7 separate regions of the Homo sapiens genome follow, and all the other regions are linked to region 4. Evidence: chromatin contacts called from ENCODE Hi-C or POLR2A ChIA-PET data. All regions are on one chromosome and are shown on one strand. Each heading gives the region's core, a stretch centred on a gene start or an enhancer-like site at or near the end of the contact. The rest is flanking DNA. Distances are from core to core; before and after follow the strand shown. Region 1 holds the start of CARINH (colitis associated IRF1 antisense regulator of intestinal homeostasis). Region 2 holds the start of IRF1 (interferon regulatory factor 1). Region 3 holds the start of SLC22A4 (solute carrier family 22 member 4). Region 4 holds the start of RAPGEF6 (Rap guanine nucleotide exchange factor 6). Region 5 holds the start of P4HA2 (prolyl 4-hydroxylase subunit alpha 2). Region 6 holds the start of PDLIM4 (PDZ and LIM domain 4). Region 7 holds the start of RAD50 (RAD50 double strand break repair protein).

Region 1 (2,760 bases), core at 86-2,585, 780 kb before region 4:
AGCATTTTCTAAAAGCAATCAGTACTCAACACCATCCTGCTGAGGTAGGGCAGCGGCGGACTCCATGTTTTGAAACTTAGGAACTTAGACCATCTTTTGTCAAATTCAGATGGTTTTCTCAAAGTAAAGATCATTCAAGTTTTGTTTCAGTAATGGGCCGTATGATCAGATCTGTGTGATTAGGCTGAATTCATTATTATTGAGACAAAAATTGAGTTAAAGGGGATTCTTGGTATTGGCCTGCAAAACCTGTCATAACTTAAATGTAAAGTTTCTGATGATTTAGTCACTTTACTCTCAGCTCTTAGCTCTTTCACTCACCTGTCCTTGTTCTACACAACCTGCCTGATGGGTAACTTGAATACATATTTTCTCTCTTCAGGGGATGGGAACGCCCTAAGGGCAGGGGCTGTTTCCACAGCCCTGGGGTGGAACCCCCTTCCTGCATACCAAGAATGAGTTGGCTATACTTGACGAAGGGCAAAGACAAGGTGGCACGCATCTTTCATGCTTCTGCTGGCAGATGCAGTGGACTGGAAATTTCCTGGTCTGGGAAGGACTCGGTCTGTGAGTGCACCTATCCCTGACATCTATGCTAGCCCCGGGATGGGGGCCCCAGCAGAGTAAGGCCCTGACTTCACATGGACAGGGCCAGGGCAAGGGGGCCACATCCTGGCCTAGTTGCTCTCCATGCCCGTGATCAAGGGAGATGAGCTGCCAGCTTGCTCGGTCAAGGAACACTTGGAAGGCACTCCAAGTGCCCCCAGGTGCACCAGATCTAGGAAACTTAAGCAAACTACATGAGGTATGGGGTGGGGCCCAGTGGGAAAAATGAGTCTGACAGGTCAGAGGGAGTAGATTATGAGCTCAGGTTAGGCATTCTGTTCAGCATTTTACGTACACCCTCCCACTTTTGATTTTTACCAACACCCAGGGAGGTCGGTGCTCTACAAAAGGGAAAGGCGTGCTCAGGTGGCCCGACTTGCCACGGTTCCAGCTCGACCCCGGGCTGCTAGCCCCTTGGCACGCTTGTCTGAGGCCTCCCAGGTCTTCCAGCCTGGCCTGGAGGCTCAAAGCCACGAAACCCAAGGGTGCCGCTTCTCAGGCCCTCCCCGCCCCCACGGCAGAACCCCTGACCCTGCCCGGGTCAAACGCCTGGCGTCGGGCCCGCCGGGTCCGCAAGGAGGAGCCCGCGAGGCGGCCGCGAAGGGGCTGTGCTTACCTCGCCCGGCGCGGGTTGCGGCCCCAGGGCCCGCGCTCCAGGCTGGCGGCCGCTGCATTCTGCGCCCCTCGCCTGAAACGGCAGCTGCGCCAGTCCTGGCCACGACCGCTTTCATTTTCCTCAACGACATCGGCAGGAAAGCGAAAGCGAAACCCTCCGGGAGGCGGGACCGGGGCCGAGCGCGCAGTGAACGCGGGGCGCGCGGCGGGCGCGGGCCGGCAGCCAGAGGCGGGGGCCCCGGGCTCGGGTCTGCGCGTGGCCTGGCCCGGTGGCGTTCGGGGTGGAGCTGGGCCAGCCGAGTGCCCGAGAGCTAGTCCGCCACGCACACCTGCCTCGGCGGGACCCGGGCCCGGGCTGGGCGGGAGGCTGGGCAGGCCCGCCGTAAGTGGAAAGGCGCCCGCGGCGCTTCGGCCGACCGGGACAGGTTCCTCCATCTGCCCTTCATTCAGCGTTTACTTGGGCCTGTGGCTGGCAGCCGGCCCGGGACCTGACCGCTGGCGGCGCCTCGGGCTCTGGCCTGAGGAGGCAGATGGCAGCCTGAGCAACTGGGACCAAGCCTCTGAGGAGTCCCCGTTGGAGGGGACTTGACCATGAGGTACCAGGCATCTCATCTGGGGTCAGCGGAGAACCCAAAAGTCAATGACGTCGGTGAAATGGGGGTCCCTTCATCCGATAAGAGAAACTGGAACAGCAAGCCTATGGTTTGGACTCCCTGGTCTAAGCGGTGCCCATCAATATCTAAACATTTAGAGATTCCAGGTTTCAGTGTCTGGCCGTCTCTTACTGTCAGTGATTTGGGGCAAAATATTCAAGTAGTTAGACTTAATTACTTCCCCTGTGGGATGGGAATAATAATAATCATACCTACTGCCAGAATTTTAGGAATGAACAATAGAAGGAAGAAAATACTTAAAATTTTCTGACAGCCTCTAAGTGGGTTCCTTGAGGGCAGCAACCAAGTCATTTACCTGGATGCTTGATAGACATTCTCTAATGGCCAGTCCATCAACTTGGAGCTATCTCCATGATAACAGGTTAGTTGTCAAAGTTTGGACAATATTATCTGGAGTTTAAAGACTGAGGAAGCCCTGCAATTTTTTTTGGAAGGTGTCTGAAACTTAGCCTGACAATTAGCCCCCACAATTATGCCACGGAACCAGGTTTTTGTTAGAGTGGAGCATGGCCACAACGTTTGATGGACATTCCTACAGCGGTGTTCAGCGCTGGCCACTGAGGTCTGAAAATACTTTTGCAAGCATTTCTATTCACTTGCTTTTAGAAAACATTGGTAAGACACCATACTCCAAACACAGTTTGCCCTGTCTGTACGTTTGTTGCAAAGCAAACATAAAAGTTTTTGCCATAGAGCAAACACAGAGCAGTCTGTTATAACTGGAACAAGAAACCAAAATGAGCTATTAAATCTGCCCAGAGTCACTTTGGTTTACCTGTTTGTAATTTGGGCACATTCCCTGCAAGATGGAGGCCCTGGTCTGTGACTGATGTAGGGGCTTGTATGTGTCCTTGCAATAGTTCCC
Region 2 (2,700 bases), core at 49-2,548, 860 kb before region 4:
GGAAGAAGCCTCCTGGGCCAGAGTTTTGGATGGAAAATGAACACCCAGTCAAGTCTCTAGGACTATACGTGGGGCGGGGACTAGTTGTGCGCGAGAGTTAAGTAGGGGCCTTACCAAGGAGCATGGGACCTGGGCTCCCCAACCCTTTGGCTAGCCCCATGGCGTTGATCAGCCCTGAGCTAATTCCTCCATGCTGCCCAGAACCTCTCTGGGCCAAGCCCTGGGGACTCAGAGATGACAGCAATGCTTCCATTGCGGAACTCCCATACGCGGGCCACAGGGAGGCTCTGGAGGCGGCCTGAGGCAAGAGTGCTAGGAGGGATCAGAGCTAGCCCACCCCTACCCTCACTCAGCCGTCTGGGCTTCTCTGAACCCCTTCTCCTCCTCTGTTCCCTAAAGCCAGCCAGGGGGAGTCCCAGGGAGGCAGACCGAAAAGGGGTGGGGTGTCATCCTGGTCACTATTAGACCCTGCAACGGCGACCTTGAAAACTACTCAGCGTCTGTTGCCCGAGTGGAGCATAGTGCTTTACAATCTCTTCCCATCACAGCAAACCATCAAGGTAGGGCTACTATTATTTTATGGTTGAAAAACAGAGGTCCTGCGTCCCTTGGGGGCTGTGCCAGCAGCGGCCAAGTTGGGATTTCCCCTGGTCCAGCAGCCCCAGACAGCACACGGGGCAGGGTAGGCTTTCTGCCTTCTTCACTTCCCCAGGGCAGGTGAGTGACCTGGAGGGAGGGGGTCACCCCTAAAAACAGGGGTAGTGCTAGGACTGAAACCCTCCCTTCTTGATATCCCACTGGCAAGCTTGAGGAGCCAGGCTGCCAGTCGGGAGATTCGGCCCAGTGTTCCCACTGGAGAGGGCGGCAAGTGCCCGGGCGATCCCCTCACCTGCGTTCGGGAGATATACCCCCGCCCCCGCCCCGCCAGGAGGGTGAAAAGATGGCCCCAGGAGCCAGCCGGCTGGGACAAGGCGGAGTGAGAGGACAGGCTGGGGCCAGGGGCGCTGGGCTGTCCCGGGCAGCCCTCCTCCGGGCAAGCCGGAGCAGGGGTGGATTGGGAGCGCTCGGGGCGGGCCCGCGGTGGCCCCGGGGCGGTGGCGCCCGGCCGGAGAGGGTGGGGCGGAGCAGCCGCCCTGTACTTCCCCTTCGCCGCTAGCTCTACAACAGCCTGATTTCCCCGAAATGACGGCACGCAGCCGGCCAATGGGCGCCCGCGCGGCTGTCCGGGGGCGGGGCCGGCCAGGGCTGGGGAATCCCGCTAAGTGTTTGGATTGCTCGGTGGCGCCGCTGCCCTGGCAGAGCTCGCCACTCCTTAGTCGAGGCAAGACGTGCGCCCGAGCCCCGCCGAACCGAGGCCACCCGGAGCCGTGCCCAGTCCACGCCGGCCGTGCCCGGCGGCCTTAAGAACCCGGCAACCTCTGCCTTCTTCCCTCTTCCACTCGGAGTCGCGCTCCGCGCGCCCTCACTGCAGCCCCTGCGTCGCCGGGACCCTCGCGCGCGACCGCCGAATCGCTCCTGCAGCAGAGGTGAGTACGCCTTTGAGGCGCGGGGCACCGGCGGCGTCGAATAAAAGGCGCGCGGGGCACCAGGAAGTGGGGGGTCGAAAGCTCCAGGCTGGAGACTCGCCGGCGCGCGGCGTTGCCCGGGCCTCCGCGCGGGCTCCGGGGGGCGCCGGAGGAGCTGCGAGCCGCGGGCCGCGGCGCGGGGAGGGCGGGACGCGGCGTGGACCGCCCACCCGGACGAGGCTGCCGGCGCCCGGCAGCTTTCGCAGATCTGCGTGCGCGCAGCCGCCAGGGGCCTGTAGGTGGCCCGCTATGTTCGTCCCGCGCATCCACACGCCGTGCCGGGGACCGAGTGTCAGCCCACGCGTGGGCGCCCAGTGCTCCCGGCTTTCGGCGGTCCCAGCTCCGCGCCCAGGCGACAGGTTTTGGGCTCCCTGTGCTGGTGGCAAGGGCTGGCTTACTGCCCAGGTGGCTGGAGGGAATCGTGACCTACGGAGACTGCGGGAAGAGGCGCCACAGGTGTTCCTTGGGCCACTTCTCCAGAGGAGGGGAAACCGGGCCGGAAGGGTTAGCGTCCTGGTCTTAGCGTTGTGGGCGCTGTGGCTGTCAGGAAGGCGTAGAATGGATTCAGGGGGGCGGGAGGGGGCTGTTCAGGGTGACGGCTAGCCCTTTGCTAGCTAGTGGTTACAACTCAAGTCAAGGGAATTTCTTCTTGGCATCAAGCAAAAGAAGTCCCTCCCTTCCCAAAGGATTTGAATTTTGAGCGAAAAGTTCTGAAATTAGGGTATCTGTGCATTTTGTCTCTTTTCCTGCATATGAATCCTGAAGCCATCACTTGCATGCCTGTCTCCTCCAGAGACTGGCTGGGAGGGGCTGAAGGAAGGGGCAAAAGCATTTTTGCCTAAGATGCTGAAAAAATTTGGAGAGCAGTTTTATTCCAGCGCAGCTCCCCTCCGCACTGAGTGTAGTACCTAGCAGCTGGCTGAGGTGAGGGGAGGGTAACTAAGTGACCTCGGGTGGGGCAGGTCACTGCCCAGGTACTGTTCAACAGATTCCAGACTGGAGCCTCTGTGTTCTCTTTACAGCCAACATGCCCATCACTCGGATGCGCATGAGACCCTGGCTAGAGATGCAGATTAATTCCAACCAAATCCCGGGGCTCATCTGGATTAATAAAGTGAGTGTAACTCTTTGGGTT
Region 3 (2,700 bases), core at 71-2,570, 660 kb before region 4:
AGTGTGTGTGCATCCTCATTCCTGGAACTTAGAAAACCTGCCACTAACCACGCAGGGTGCTGAGGGGCTACAGCCCCTGCCTGCCAACTCACCCTGTGCTCAGAGAGGTCCCTGAGGGCCAGGGCTTCCAGCTGGGGTTTCGCCTTCTGTGCTTCCTTGCACCCAATGAGCCTCAGGAGGCCATCTGCTGTCTTAGAGAAACTGGGGCCTCAGGAAAGGACCCCAAACCTCACAAGTATATGGTACGGCAGTACACCTCCTGATGCCTCCAGAAGTCTGTGGCCAGGGAACAGACAAGATTTGGCCCCGCCCTGCCCAGTAACAAGGTCCCTCACACCCCTCCTCCCATGCCTGGCAGGAAGGTGACTCAGGCAGTGCGTCTGGGTAGCCTGGGGCTGCGCTTCCCCCAACGCAACATCTAGGTTCTTAGGAAACTTCATTTGTTGTGAAAATCGGAAATGAAAAGACAGTTGGTGACAAACTCCTTTCTCCATCACCTCCTTATTGGACAGAAACGACCCAGGAATGCGCCTCGCGTGAGTCCTATTCTTTCTTGGGGTGCACACCCGCTGCTGGAAGTATGAACAGCAGGTTTGAGGGGGAGGGGAGCGCTGACCCGGGCACTGCGCAGGGAGTCTCAAGGGGGGCTGACGCAGAGGGAGGGTCAGGCACTCCCGGGTCAACGGTCTCGGCCTGGCACCCACCTCGGTCACGACGGTGGACAGGTAGACGTCCTGGCTGAACTCCCAGCCATCCAGGCAGCTCTCCTGCTCCAGCTGCCCCAGGTCCACGTCGCGCCCCGGCTCCAGCCCGAGCGCCGAGAAGTTGGCGATGGTGGCGAGCCGGTAGCGGCTGCAGCTGTGGGGCACCTCGCGGCCGTCCCGCAGCCGCAGCGGGACACTGTTGTTGCGCCAGGCGCTGCTCAGGTTCGCGGCGTCCGGCACTCGACAGCGGTGCTCCGGGGTCCCCGCCAGGAACACGACTGACATACCATTGAAGCCATTGGGGATGATGCTGGCGCTGAGCAGGAAGAAGATGAGGCGCTGGAAGGGCCCCCACTCGCCCAGGAAGGCGATCACCTCGTCGTAGTCCCGCATGCTTCCCACTGCCGCTCCGAAACTTGCAACTACGGGTGATGACAGCGTTCTCAGGACAGTGTCTTGTAGCTGGGGCGCTCCCCAAGGATGTTAGAACGTTCCCGGGGGACAGGCAGGCTGTTAGAAATTGGGGCGCGAAGCCGGGGACCGTTCCTGGGAAACAGGCTGAAGGCGTTGGAGCGTTCCCGGGAGCTCGCGCTGAGCTTGATGCCACTGTACACTTGGGACCACACCCCCATCCCCGGCCGGGCGCGGGGAAGGGGAGGGCGGCCCAGCCCGGGAGGCTGGGCTCCCGGCTGTCTCCGCCCTGTGCTTCGCGCGCCCGCCCGCCCCCAAGGACCTGACGGGGGCTTCCAGGCTGGGCTCAGCCATTCCGCCCGCGTGCCGGGGAAGAAGCTCGTTCTCGGTTGTCCCCAGCCACCCCCGAGCGCTGATTCCCAGACCTGGGCCCCACGTGGGAGGGCGGGCGCAAGGGAGGAGCCGAGGCCAGAGAGCGAGTTCTCGGAGGGGTCGGCCCTCGATCTGCTCGGGCCGCGTGGCCCCGGGCCCAGACCCCAGCAGGGTTCCCTCCGCGGTCTCCTCCAATCTGGAGGCTGAGCTTAGGCTGCCACGCGTGGGGCGCGGAGGGGCGAGTCAGTGGAGTCGGTTCCCGGGAAACTTCTGGGGGCGGCAGAGCGACAGGAGCGCGCCCTCTCCTGTGGCGCCTCGCGCAGGCGGCTGGCACACGCCGACAGGGAGCTCATTTCCCAACAGTCCTAGCAGAGCTGAATTCGGTCACCCCTGGCGGCGCCCGGACAGCGTCCTCAGGACAGCCAGGACCCTCATCTTGCACAGGGAAAACAGGCCCACAGCCTGGAAGGGATGAGCAAGGTCACACTACGTCAGAGATGGGCCCGGATCGGAGGGAGGGGCGGGGGCAGGAGACAACCGAGTGCCCGGGAGGCGAGTTTCCTCCCCCGCACGCCGGCGTAATGGCTGAGCCCAGCCTGGAAGCCCCCGCCGGGTCCATGGGCGGGCGGGCGCCAGGACATGGAGCCTGCGCATTGCGGGAGCACAGTCATGGAGGCACTGTCGTCACGCTGGGTTCTGATTTTGAGCCCCTTGCTCTCCTCACGCCCCCAGGGCCCTTTATCGCGGCAGGCTGTCAGAGCTTTCTCCGACTGGAAGGCTTTCTGTTAGCAGAAGGGCCTGCCCCCAGTCCAGGAACAGAGGGAGGGAGGGAGAGAGAAGTAGGAGATCCGATTTGGCGCTCAGACCCGGCAGGGTAACCAAAGCAGGGACCACAGCCTCCCTTTTTTTGGCTCAGTGCCCAGACCTAAGGCCCTTCTGCTGTTGTGTGAGCTAGCCCGGGCCTGGAGCCTGAGCCCTGGGGTTCACGAGGCAGATAAAATTGACAGGGTGAAGAGCTCACCTCTTTGGAGATTTTGCACGAGTGTGTTTGTTTCCCCAGGCTCCGATTAAGAGGCGGAGGGACATTTCTGCCTCTTTTTGTGTAGCTTCCAGTCTGACCCCTCCTCTTAGGAGGACTTCCCACCCCCTTGGAACCTCAGTTTCCTACCTGTAATAAGACTATACATCCTGATGTGCTAGGACAGCTCTGATT
Region 4 (2,700 bases), core at 37-2,536:
ACTTTATTTCTACAATGGCTATGCCACACTTCGCTGGTAAAGTTTTTGATCTATACCTGAAAAAGAGAAATGCTAATAGTATGTTGTAAACTCCCAGTTTGGGCAAGCCCCAGGACCAACAGAAAACAGTCCTTAAGTCATTGCCGGTCCCAGAAACGGTGTTGTAGCCTGAACTCTCATTGTTTTCAAATATAATTTTAACTCTTATTACGTCATTAAAATTACTGTGAAGCAGTCATTAATTGGAAAGCATGTCATAATCATAAATCACCTTGTTATTTAGTGAACTATGCTAACTGCTGTGAGAAATACCAAGGTGTACCTAGATGTAGTTACAGCCATCAAGGAGCTTAAAATTCAGTGGAAAGGTGGTGTCGCCAAAGTTAGTTACCTATGAACTTATGAGAAAGGGTAAGGAGTATCCTAGAACGATGGATTCTGGAATTGTCAGTGAGCTTATTGTTGAAACGGCCTCAGCAGCTCTCTGGCTGCTCCTAAGGGTGGTCTGTTTTTCTTACCAAGGGAGCAGTGAAACAAAACTGGCTTTATTCGGTCTGTTGGGAAGCAGACTAGAATGTAAAAAGTATTGCAAAAGTTGCCACTCGAGTCCCAACCCTAAACGCAGTTGCCTGAGGGAGGGCTGCCCCGGGCATTTAGTTACAAGAACGCAGTCTAAATCTAGTTTTTTGACTCAAAGGTAATCGTGAGCTGGCCGCGGCACCGGCTGCCTATCCTGGCCGTGAATGTTTGCTTTCTCTGCCCTGGTCTCAGGACGTCCGTTTCGAATAGATCAAGCACTTCTCTGTCGGCAGCTTTCACAAGAGATCTCGTTTTATTTAAAGAGATATGAGGTGTGCGTGGAATTCCTTCTTTGCCGAATGGCGGCTTCTACTTCCGCATATTCAAAGTCGGCAGTAGAAGTTGCAGAGGAGAGCGCAAAGCCGGACTTGGCCACACCCTGGGCTTCCGGATTTGGGCACAACAGTTCTCTCCAGTCAGAACGCCTCCCCACGGTTCTGCCCCAAAATGCTATTTTTGCTCAGGTCCTCAGCGCGTTTCCGGTGTCTCCAACGGATGGAGAAGACGGAACCACAACGCCAAGGCAGACCCCGTGACTGATTTAGGTGAGGTCTCGCGAGGTGTCTTTAAATCTCACGACGACAGCAGGAAACGACTTACTCGCACCGCCCCAATTTTAACGTCACAGTGGAGTTACTCCCTTGGGCGTTTCTTAGCGTGCGCGTGCGTGCTGCGCATGCGCACTTACTCTCCCCCGCCCCCGCGCAGACTTGTCTCCGGCCAGTCGCGCGTGGGTAGAGGCCTTAGGCGGGCGTTGCGAAGGGTTGTTTGCTAGAGTTCGGACCTTGTTACGGCGCGAAGTTCCCTCCTTGGGGCGGGGGAAAGGTACCGCACCCGCTACCTAGTGTGAATGAACTGTGGCGTGGGCTGCTAAGGGCAGGCTGCGGAGTACCCGGGCCGTGGCCATGAACTCACCCGTGGACCCTGGCGCTAGGCAGGCGTTGAGGAAGAAGCCACCCGAGCGGACTCCCGAGGTGAGGCTGGTTGACCTTTATGTGCGTCTCACAGTCCAGTAGACAGCATCCTCCTGTCTGTCCGAAATCCGCGGCGACTGCCCTCTTGCCAGAGTCTCGCACCTGCTACTGGGAATCTGTTCGCTTGAGTCTCTTCCCTGACCCAGGCCCTTGTCGCCAGCAGGGTGCCGACCGCCCTTCCTGCCTGTGATGCGGTCTTAACCCGCGTACCCGTCCTTGCCGGGGGCTTCTGAGTGTCGTTAAGAAAGCACCATTACTAAGTCGTATTTTCTGAGTTGGGTAATATGAGTTTCGCAGTTAGATGCCCATTCGTTTAAGTAGACTATGAAAAACGAGATGGAAATTGTAAGGGAAGTATCTCAGCCATGTAATTTAGAAATAGTTTTTCTTTAAAGGTCTCTGAAATATTGTACAGTTGCCTAAAAAAAAGATAAAGTTTTCAAAGTTAGTTTAAAAGTTTACATCCAGTCAAATGGTGAATTCTGTAGTAGATGATGCATGTTTAAAGAACACCACTGTAGGTACTTTTTCAGACTGTCACTGGGAAATTTTACAGTATTTTGTACTTGGATCCAAAATTTGCTGTGTCGAGTTAACAGTTATGGCATCAGCTTAAAAGATTTTTCATTCGACCTTCATGAAGGCTAGTTTTCAGGCATATAACTAAAACCTGTTAGCTTTGCTTATCCCGGTAGAATGCTAAGGTTTTGGGGAAGGTTTTCCTTGATTTGGAGGTTTCTATAACAAGTGGGACATATTTTCTAAACAAAACACTAAACAGTGTGAGTGGATTATTGGATTGTTTTGTTTAAAGTTGCAGTAAATGAAATGAAATGCTTTGGTTAATTCTTCACTTTGGAGTTTTTCAGATATGTAGTGTTTTGCATACTGAGTCTCAGTAACGTTGGGCTGACCTTTTGGGTCGTGACAATTATTCAGGTCACAACGGAAGCCATGATAGGTCAAATTATGTTATTGAAGATCCTGATGTTTGCATAGGAACAACACAAATTCTACCACTTTCCAGAGTTCTCTTTTTGAGATATACATTTATAATTCGATGAGTGTTTGTTTCCTTATGATGATTCTTGAAGTCAATGTGAGCTGATTTATGAATTTCAGTAGGCGAATTATCTTACAGCCTTTA
Region 5 (2,818 bases), core at 312-2,811, 590 kb before region 4:
AGAACAGCCGTTGAAATTGGAGATTGGAGGCTACAGTTTATTGAGACCTGGTTTGGTGCTGTTAGGGAGCTAGAAGGCTGACTGCAGGGCCTGAAGAGTGGGAGAGACAGCTCCTTTAGGGCCTGAAGAGTGGGAGAGATGTGAGGATGGGGAGACAGCTCTTTCAAGAAATTCCGCTGCGGTTGAGAACAGAGACACTCAGTGGGGTCGAATGAGGGTTTTGTTCCCATAGTAGAGGCTTGAACACATTTACAGGCCAATGGGAAAGATCCAGTTGAGAGCGGGTAGTTGAGCCTTCAGGAGAGAAAAGGGATGTTCCATGGGGCAAACTCCTGAGAAGGGGGAGGAGATGGAAGGAAGCTTCTGTGGATGTAGCAGATGCAGGAGGGTTTGTGTAGTTTTAGCCGGGCTCGAGCCGGTGGCTGACGCAGGCAGGAACAATGGCTCACCCATGTTTTATGTGTATTTCCGTGTGCGTGCTCCTGCTTTCCCCAGGTCTGGGCCGCCTGCCTGGCCCGTGTGCCGTAGGGAATATCCACACTGGGCCTGGGCGGAGGCTGGGCATCTCCCGCTCTGGGCTTGCTCCCTGATGAGATTCTCAGACCGTGCTTCCCCTCATTCATGAGAGGAAGGTTCACAGAGCAGGCGTGGGAACCTGCCTGGCCGCCAGGGCCTCCTCCCGCTCAGGCTGAGGTTTGCTGCATCTCTGTCCTTATTCCCTTCCAGACTGGATTGGCTGAACCAGGTGTCCACTCTTTTTGGCCCATGGCATAAAGAAGGGTTTGGGCAACCCAGTGTGCCCCAGGTTGTTACCGCCCCCCCGCCTCCGCCCCCACCCAGCCTTTGATGGGCCCCCTTCTCATCAATCCATCACCCCTGCACATGCCACCAGGACTGCCTGGACCAGAGCCCGGGACTCTCTGAAACCCACTGAGAGCTCGGCCCTGGGAATGGGCCTCCCAATCTCGGTCTCCAGGGGGTGGGCCCCAGGTCCCTAGTCTTCCTCAGGGTCTTCTCCACTGTTCTGCCTCCTCTCCTGATACCCAGTTCCTAGCCGGGGTGACCCCAGCCTCCCGTAACAGCCTCCTTGTGGTGGTGCTGGGAAGAAGGGGCCCGTGTACCCGGCAGGGCCCCCCAGGCAATGGGCATGAGCGCAGGCAGGGAAATCCGTCAGCCTCCAGGGACGCTCTCCCTACAGCCCCGGCGAGGGGATCGGGTCGTGGCGACCTCTCCAGACGCCCAGGGGCTGGGCAGGAGGGCGGGCCAAGGCCCGCAGGTGGGGGCGCCAAAGCCAGGCGGGCGCGGAGTACGTGCGGTGGGCTGCGGGCGGCATGAAGGGCGCGGGCGGCCAGCTCCGGCTCCGGCTCCGGCTCCGGCTCCCGCGAGGCCGGGTAGCCTGGGCGTTCCCAGGGGTCGCAGAGGACGGCGAACCCCGGCGGAGCCACCGGAGCTGGGGACCAGGACGCAGGCAGGCGTGTGGAGCGTGAGGTGGGGACGTGGCGGCGGCTCAAGTGGGCGGAGCCCCGGCAGCGGCCCGAGGCGGAGTCGCCAAGGGAGGAGGCGCCGAGCTGACCGGGCGACGCCGCGGGAGGTTCTGGAAACGCCGGGAGCTGCGAGTGTCCAGGTGAGCGCCCCGCCCGCTCAGCCGCCAGATCAACCTTAGCGCTGGGGCGCGGGCTGGGGTCGCCAGGCGGTGCGTTCTGCCCGCGCGGGGCTGAGAGTTAGGGGCCGGGGCCGGATCCGGGGCCGGGGGTCGCGCCGCTAGCCGCCAGCAGCGCAGTCCGGGCCGCCACCCTGCACCCTCCGCCCTGTTTCTGCACCCGTCTGGGTTCTTGTGCCGCCGCCCGCAAGCCTTCCCGAGCTCAGGGTGGTGAGGTCAGCGGCGCCCTTCGTGCAGTTCCCTCGGCTGTCGGGCGGGGCTGGGAACTTGGCCGCTCTTCCCTGTCAGGCTCCCGGGAAGTGGCGGCCTGACCCCGGGCTGCCGGCTGTTGGGAGCGGGGGCGCGGCGTCCGCCTGGCCCTGAGGGGCCTCTTCATATTGGCTAAGCCCGTTCTGCACCCTCCCAAGGGCTGGGAGTCCTAGGTCTTGTCCGGGCAGGGTCCAGCTTGGAGCCCATTAGATGGGCCATTGGATCAGAAAGTCTTTTCTCCCCCAGACATCCTTGTGGAACCAGCGTTGTTTTTCCTTGGCAGCTGCGGAGACCCGTGATAATTCGTTAACTAATTCAACAAACGGGACCCTTCTGTGTGCCAGAAACCGCAAGCAGTTGCTAACCCAGTGGGACAGGCGGATTGGAAGAGCGGGAAGGTCCTGGCCCAGAGCAGTGTGGTGAGCGCTGTGCTGGAAGGGAATGCGGGCAGTGGGTACTTGGTAGAGCACTGACTGCCTCCGGCCAGAGGACTTCCCGGAGGAGGTGACCCATGAGCTGGAGTGGTCAGAGGAAGGCTGGCAAAAGGGCATCGTGGACAGAGGAACAGCCTATGTGAGTGGGAGCAGAGACCTTGGCCAATGCCATTCCTTATGGCCTTGTAGTGGAAGCAAGGTGATGGGGAAGGAACACTGTAGGGGATAGCTGTCCACGGACGCTGTCTACAAGACCCTGGAGTGAGATAACGTGCCTGGTACTGTGCCCTGCATGTGTAAGATGCCCAGTTGACCTTCGCAGCAGGAGCCTGGATCAGGGCACTTCCTGCCTCAGGTATTGCTGGACAGCCCAGGTGGGTCCCTGGCCTTTGTATTCTATTTGACTTTAAGATGGTGCAGGAGAATACAAAAAACTATCCGGGCATGGTGGCGCGCGCCTGTAGTCCCAGCTACT
Region 6 (2,700 bases), core at 42-2,541, 620 kb before region 4:
ATTCCATGATTCCACGCTCCACCTGGTGCCCACCCCCTCCCAAGAACTGGACAGAAGTCTCTTAAAGCCCAGCCGGCTTGGCCCAGCCCCCATGGCAAGAGGTGGCAGTAGGGTGGGGGAAGGTGCTTCTCTGTGCCTCTGACACAGGCCCCCAAAGACAAGATCAGCCTGTGTGGGAGCAAGGGATGGCCGTCAGATGGTTTCAGGTTATCTCCTCTGCTCCTTCCAGACTGAGAGCCGCCAAGGGCAGGGCCTGGGTTCTCTCCTCTTCTGTCCCTTAGGCTGGGGACCCCCAAGGGCAGGGTCTGAGTCCTCTCTTTTGGCCCTCCAGACACGAGGATGTCGAGGCTGGGCCAGGATCCTGTCTCCCCTAGACAGGCACCCCCTCGAACAGGGCCTGAGTCACCTCCTCCACTCCTCTATCCTCAGACTAGCCACGCTCCAGGGCTGTGCCGGCTCCTTTTCCTTCTCTGTGGGCAAGGCAGGGCCCTGGGAAACTTGAGGAACGGGCCTGAGGCTGTCCTGGCCCCCGGCTTTGTGTCATCTTGTGGGGAGGGGTCTCACAACCTCACAGTTAAGTCTCCCTTTCCCCTGGAAGCCAAAATTCCTCCTGGTCACTTCCCCTTAGGGTGACTGAGGTCGTGAATGAGAGACTGACTCACGCCCAAAGTGGGAAGTGGATGGACCTCTGTCTTCTCAGATTCAGCGAGGACCCCAGACCTCCCTGGGTCACCAAGCTCTGCCGGCAGGGACCCCTGATAGGGGAAGGGGGGCTCTAAATCATTTTGCCCCAGATCTTCAGGCAGGGGGTGAGTCTGAAGAGTTTCTGGGCCTCTGTAGAGCTGTCTAGACCCCTGGCCCATCTCCGCGGGTCCTTCCCGGGTCCACAGTGGCTCCCCCAGATGAGGCCAGCGGGGAGGCGGGTGCGTGAACTCTTGGGAGATTCTTCGCGGGATCGGGCAGACAGGCCCAGCGTGGGAGGAGGGCGGCTGGGGCTGCCTGCCTCTGCCTGGAAGCCGCCTCTACAGCATGCGGGGCGCCCAGGCCAACCCTCCGCCTTCAAGCCTCGGATACACAGGGGATCTGGGTCCCGGGCGGACCGCGAGAACCCGGTCTCAGACATGGGACCGCCCTGCCGCCACGCAGCCGCCAGACTCACCCGTGAGATGGTGAGGGGCGCGCTGAAGTCCCGGCCGCCCACCAGGCGGAAGCCCCAGGGCGAAGGCCCGCGCAGGGTCACGGAATGGGGCATCGCGGGCTGGAGCCGCAGCCGGAGCCTGAGCCGGACTCTGAGGAGGAGCCGCCGCCGCCGCAGCCGCCGCCGCCGCCTGGACGCCGCGCCCGCCCCCGGCCCGCCCGCCCCTGTCCCCACTCGGCCCAGCCCCCGCCCCCGCTCCCTGTGCGCCTGGATTGGCCCCGCGGCCAGCCCGACCCTCCCACTTCGGGGGGCTCTGAGGACCCGCCCTCAGCCCCGGCTGCCGGCAACCCGGCACCCCCACTCAGCTCTCAGAGATCCCCGCGTTCGGACGGCCCCGACGGCCTGGATCCTGCTCGGGCCTTGGATCTGCAGGCCGCGGACCCAAACCCAGCTGTCGACACCGGCCCTTTGAAGTCGCTTTTAGGGGCGGTGCTCCAGCCCGAGGAGGGATGGAGGGCCCACTTGGGGGATGGGGCTGCCCCAGCTCAGATACCTCCTCATGGGCCCGACTGGCACACCTGCGGCCCATCCTGCCGTGTGAGGAGCCCTCTGAACCAAGAACCCTATGAACCAGGGGCTTGCGCAGCACTGGGCCGGGGACGCAGACCCAAAACGACAGCAGGCAGCGCCGAGCGTGGGAGTGGACACAGAAAGGTCCTCAGACTAGTTTGTGGAGGCCAGTAAGGCTTCCTGGAAGAGGTGGTCCCTGACTTGTATCTGGAAGCAAGGTGTCCCTGCTTCCCCAGAACATTCAGGCCTTCTCTTGCTGCTTGCAGGCTCCTCGCAGGCCACCTCCCTGTCTGCACAGCCCCCTCCCCTCGTCCTTTGCCAGGAGATTTGTTTCCCCAGGTCTCCTGAGAAAGTAGCAGCTGGAGCGGCTGGGGTCGTGGCTGTGCAGTGTAAAGGGAAGAAATATATGCAGCGCTTCACTTTGGGCCCTTTTCTCTCCAAGGTCTTCTCTCCATTCCCAACCATTATCCTCCGGGGATGTACTTGAACAGCCAATGCAGATGCCATGGCACCACCAACCTCCCTCTGGTTCTCTCGGCACTTCTATCTGGCTACATCAGGGAGACACCTTTTACTTTTCCAGACTCTGTGGAGGTCTCTCATTTAGCCCAAATCCTTAACCTTATGTGTCCTTTTAGTCAAGCTGTGATAAGGACCCTGCTCTTGGGCTCCTCACAGGTGGTGGGATGAAATGTGTCCACTGGGTCTCTGACAACCCGCAAAGAGGAGAACTGCTTGAGAAGCACAAACCTAGGGCAGTCCAAGGAAGGGAGGGGCCCTTCAGAGTAGAATGTGGGTGCCTCTGTAGGAGGCAAGATGCTGCTATCTGTTCAGCTGGGAGAGAAACAAGTGGTGTGTGGTAGCGGTGTTTATATGGGAGTGTATTTGGGGTGTGTGTGTGGGGGGGGGTGCGGTGTCTGAATCCATTAGAGCACCAGCCATTGGGCTGTTCTCCATCACTTTGTGGTGGAGGAGGTTTCTGCTCAGCCCCT
Region 7 (2,700 bases), core at 23-2,522, 920 kb before region 4:
AGTACATAACAAGCATTCAACAAATAACATTTTTACAAAAACAAAAGTAAACAAGTTTGGCATTCAATTCTCAACCTTCTCTCTTTCTACACTCTTCACAAATCCTTCCTTTAGACTCTTCTCCCTGCTATACTGACATCGTCTTGCTTTTTCTTAAGCCACTATTCCTGACCAGAATGCCTCTTGGTTATTCTTTCCATTCAAATTTATAAATATTCCCACGGCTTTAAAAAAAAAAAAAAGTCAGTCGTGCACCAACGTTAAATTTTTGACTGAGTTTTAAGAAGAGAAGTTTTCCAAGTTAAGCCCCACTACATCAGTTACATTTTGAATTTATTTATTTTCCATGTATTATGTCTGGACAGTTGGCATACTTGGAAACTCTTTAGTCATGTATGTATCATTTTATAACTTTTAAAGGAATTCTTGTATGGGACAACTACTGGGAAGTGAATGCTATGCTTTGAAAGCAAGGAGACAGCGTTAAAAACATCAATACAGACCAAAGGGCATCCAGTGGGAACTGAACTCTGAGTGAGCGGCGACAGCTCCCGGTATCGTGGGATTCTTAAGTAAACCTTGTCCCCAGGCCAGGTCCGGACATCCTTCCGAGACTGCTTCAGGCAAACTCCTAAGGTCGCTGTAGCCTGCAGGCCACACCCTAAGGCACTTTAAGGGCCTACACCTGTGGAGCCCTAGGGACGCTTCTGCTCCTAAGGAGAGTTCTCAACTTCCCATTTTATTCTCCGAAAGATGTAGCGACCTGTAAACTGAAGGCGGCTACTGAAGACTTACCGTCTTTCCCGCCCCATTGGGTCCAACCAAAATTGTAAGGGGGCTGAAGAAAGTGATAATTTGCTTATCTTTGTCCTCTATTCCAAAACTCCGCACGCCCAGAATGCTCATCTTTTCGATCCGGGACATGTTTGCAAACGTTTCTAATCTCACCAGGGACCTGGAGCCCACAAAGGCTTAACTGAGGCCGAAGCAAGGCGTGCACGGGACGTGAGACCCGCGAATCTCAGGGTCAGGAGGATCCGGGCGGGGAGCGAGGCCACAGGACTGCCAAAAGATCCTGCCAGCCAACAGCGGGAGAGAGGGGGCGGGGGATGGAGCCTTTCCTCCCACACCAGCTGCTTTCCCCGCCGGTGGGGAGAGCGGAGGCGGGGACCAGCCTGGGGCTGCCCGCCGGGGACGCAAAGCCGTAGCCACAATGCGACCCCGCAACCGCGCACTCACAGCTTCCTGCCTCGGCCGCCCTGCGGATCACGTGGGCCTCTAGGCCCGCACGCGTCCACGCCGCTCTCCTGGGGCACGCCGGGAAATCAGAGTCCCGCGGTGCGTGCGCAGCTCCGACTTCCGGGTGCGGTACGGCGAAGCAGAGGGCTAGGTGCTGGGTGCTGTTGCCAGGGGCAGCGGACTTCCGGATCTTTGCTGGGGATGGGCAGCCTGGAGAGGCACTGACTTTTGGAAGGGGAGACCAAGACCTGTGACGGATGGCGCTTCCCAAAGCTTGATCCTGGGACTCCTGGAATGGGGGTAGTGGTGGGGTGGATTGGAGACCCAGGAAGCGGGGTCAGTTCGTGTCAAAACTATTTTCCTTTTCATTCTCATTCTCTCTCTAACGTTCGTGTAGTAATTTCCAGTGATCACATAACATGTGATGACGCCATTGCAGTGGCGGTTAATGGAATGTGCGCATGTGTATTCTTGCGCTTAGAAATACCAATTTTAATTTCTAATTGAGTAAATGTTGATAATTATAACTCACGTACACGCTCTTTGAGGTCCCCCGTAATTTTTTAGTGTAAAGGCGTCTTTAAGACCAAAAGTCTGGGAACTAAAACTAAAAGCAGTCTGCAAATATGAAGAATGTAGAGGTAATCCATTCCGATCAGTGCTCCCAGCAATAGATATCTTTAAAAATAAGGGAAAGAGAAGTTACCTGTCTCAGAAGTAACTGAGAATATTGCTTTCTTGGAAACAAACTTAATGGAGGGATATCACATTTAAGGGCCTAGAGAAACATACATAAAAATTACTGAAACAATAGTGGAGGACATTTAAATGAAACACAAATTTGGAATTACTGTAGTGGTATAATTTGCCTCTGCCTGCCTTGGAAAAATGTAGGAAATGTTTCTCCAGTCATACAATCCCAAGCAAATAATTTACAGAACCTAATACATAAATGTATGTGCCAAAGGATGCAAGTGGGGAAGACCAGTGAGAAATAGTCTCTTGCTGTACCAGGTTAAAAAAAACCGGAAAGTGTCAGTTATTACAAAATAGTTAAAATAACTAATGGAACAAAACATTAAAATTATATAGGAATGTCTTACTTGGCAAAGCAAATGTAATAAAACAATGGGAAAAGACGAAAGACCTTTTTTTATTTTAAAAATTGTAAAATACACATAAAATTTACTGTCTTGGCCAGGCGCGGTGGCTCACGCCTGTAATCCCAGCACTTTGGGAGGCCGAGACGGGTGGATCACGAGGTCAGGAAATGAAGACCATCCTGGCTAACACGGTGAAACCCCGTCTCTACTGAAAACACAAAAAATTAGCCGGGCATGGTGGCAGGCGCCGATGGTCCCAGCTACTCAGGAGGCTGAGGCAGGAGTATGGCATGAACCCGGGAGGCGGAGCTTGCAGTGAGCCGAGACCGCACCACTGCACTCCAGCCTGGGCAACAGA

Evidence for each region. A loop is a pair of places that touch in the nucleus more often than their neighbours do. ChIA-PET counts read pairs that join two places held with the same protein, here RNA polymerase II (POLR2A). Pooled maps may share reads with other maps.
Region 1: a loop to region 4 is called in a pooled map, with 6 times the contacts of the local background. The contact joins the promoter of CARINH here to the promoter of RAPGEF6 in region 4. A Hi-C loop is called at or near these places in 1 of 168 maps with a recorded cell type or tissue (naive thymus-derived CD4-positive, alpha-beta T cell), 2 of 37 single-sample maps with no recorded cell type and 12 of 50 pooled maps. POLR2A ChIA-PET finds 5 or more read pairs at or near these places in 1 of 52 experiments (activated B cell).
Region 2: a map of ovary shows a loop between it and region 4 (6-fold over the local background). The contact joins the promoter of IRF1 here to the promoter of RAPGEF6 in region 4. A Hi-C loop is called at or near these places in 5 of 168 maps with a recorded cell type or tissue (B cell, CD8-positive, alpha-beta T cell, gastrocnemius medialis and 2 more), 5 of 37 single-sample maps with no recorded cell type and 21 of 50 pooled maps.
Region 3: a map of naive thymus-derived CD4-positive, alpha-beta T cell shows a loop between it and region 4 (16-fold over the local background). The contact joins the promoter of SLC22A4 here to the promoter of RAPGEF6 in region 4. A Hi-C loop is called at or near these places in 2 of 168 maps with a recorded cell type or tissue (both naive thymus-derived CD4-positive, alpha-beta T cell) and 12 of 50 pooled maps. POLR2A ChIA-PET finds 5 or more read pairs at or near these places in 3 of 52 experiments (PC-9, Panc1 and activated CD4-positive, alpha-beta memory T cell).
Region 5: a loop to region 4 is called in a pooled map, with 4 times the contacts of the local background. The contact joins the promoter of P4HA2 here to the promoter of RAPGEF6 in region 4. A Hi-C loop is called at or near these places in 7 of 50 pooled maps. POLR2A ChIA-PET finds 5 or more read pairs at or near these places in 3 of 52 experiments (GM12878, MCF 10A and activated B cell).
Region 6: a loop to region 4 is called in a map of prostate gland, with 3 times the contacts of the local background. The contact joins the promoter of PDLIM4 here to the promoter of RAPGEF6 in region 4. A Hi-C loop is called at or near these places in 2 of 168 maps with a recorded cell type or tissue (ascending aorta and prostate gland) and 5 of 50 pooled maps.
Region 7: a pooled map shows a loop between it and region 4 (15-fold over the local background). The contact joins the promoter of RAD50 here to the promoter of RAPGEF6 in region 4. A Hi-C loop is called at or near these places in 2 of 37 single-sample maps with no recorded cell type and 7 of 50 pooled maps.

The regions. Positions count from the first base shown.
Region 1 is chr5:132,409,504-132,412,263 of GRCh38, reverse strand. CARINH (colitis associated IRF1 antisense regulator of intestinal homeostasis) reads right to left here and starts at 1,335. Exons shown (of 4, transcript NR_161242.1): 1 at 1,223-1,335. RefSeq lists silencers at 1,037-1,326, 1,397-1,696 and an enhancer at 1,937-1,986.
Region 2 is chr5:132,489,371-132,492,070 of GRCh38, reverse strand. IRF1 (interferon regulatory factor 1) reads left to right here and starts at 1,298. Exons shown (of 10, transcript NM_002198.3): 1 at 1,298-1,526; 2 at 2,588-2,679. The coding sequence starts at 2,593. RefSeq lists enhancers at 47-96, 137-346, 1-483, 617-756, 1,778-2,425 and silencers at 897-1,346, 1,607-1,886, 2,417-2,466.
Region 3 is chr5:132,293,014-132,295,713 of GRCh38, reverse strand. It overlaps SLC22A4 (solute carrier family 22 member 4), which reads right to left and starts at 1,320. Exons shown (of 10, transcript NM_003059.3): 1 at 705-1,320. The coding sequence starts at 1,097. RefSeq lists silencers at 1,153-1,202, 1,273-1,632 and enhancers at 1,863-1,912, 1,729-2,347.
Region 4 is chr5:131,633,815-131,636,514 of GRCh38, reverse strand. RAPGEF6 (Rap guanine nucleotide exchange factor 6) reads left to right here and starts at 1,286. Exons shown (of 28, transcript NM_016340.6): 1 at 1,286-1,553. The coding sequence starts at 1,485. RefSeq lists enhancers at 717-916, 927-1,176, 185-1,384, 1,477-1,566, 1,514-2,096.
Region 5 is chr5:132,226,596-132,229,413 of GRCh38, reverse strand. P4HA2 (prolyl 4-hydroxylase subunit alpha 2) reads left to right here and starts at 1,561. Exons shown (of 15, transcript NM_001017974.2): 1 at 1,561-1,624. RefSeq lists silencers at 1,215-1,444, 1,585-1,844.
Region 6 is chr5:132,256,287-132,258,986 of GRCh38, reverse strand. PDLIM4 (PDZ and LIM domain 4) reads right to left here and starts at 1,291. Exons shown (of 7, transcript NM_003687.4): 1 at 1,160-1,291. The coding sequence starts at 1,252. RefSeq lists an enhancer at 1-737.
Region 7 is chr5:132,555,549-132,558,248 of GRCh38, reverse strand. It overlaps RAD50 (RAD50 double strand break repair protein), which reads right to left and starts at 1,272. Exons shown (of 25, transcript NM_005732.4): 1 at 796-1,272. The coding sequence starts at 924. It also overlaps a transcript of IL5 not described here. RefSeq lists an enhancer at 989-1,649.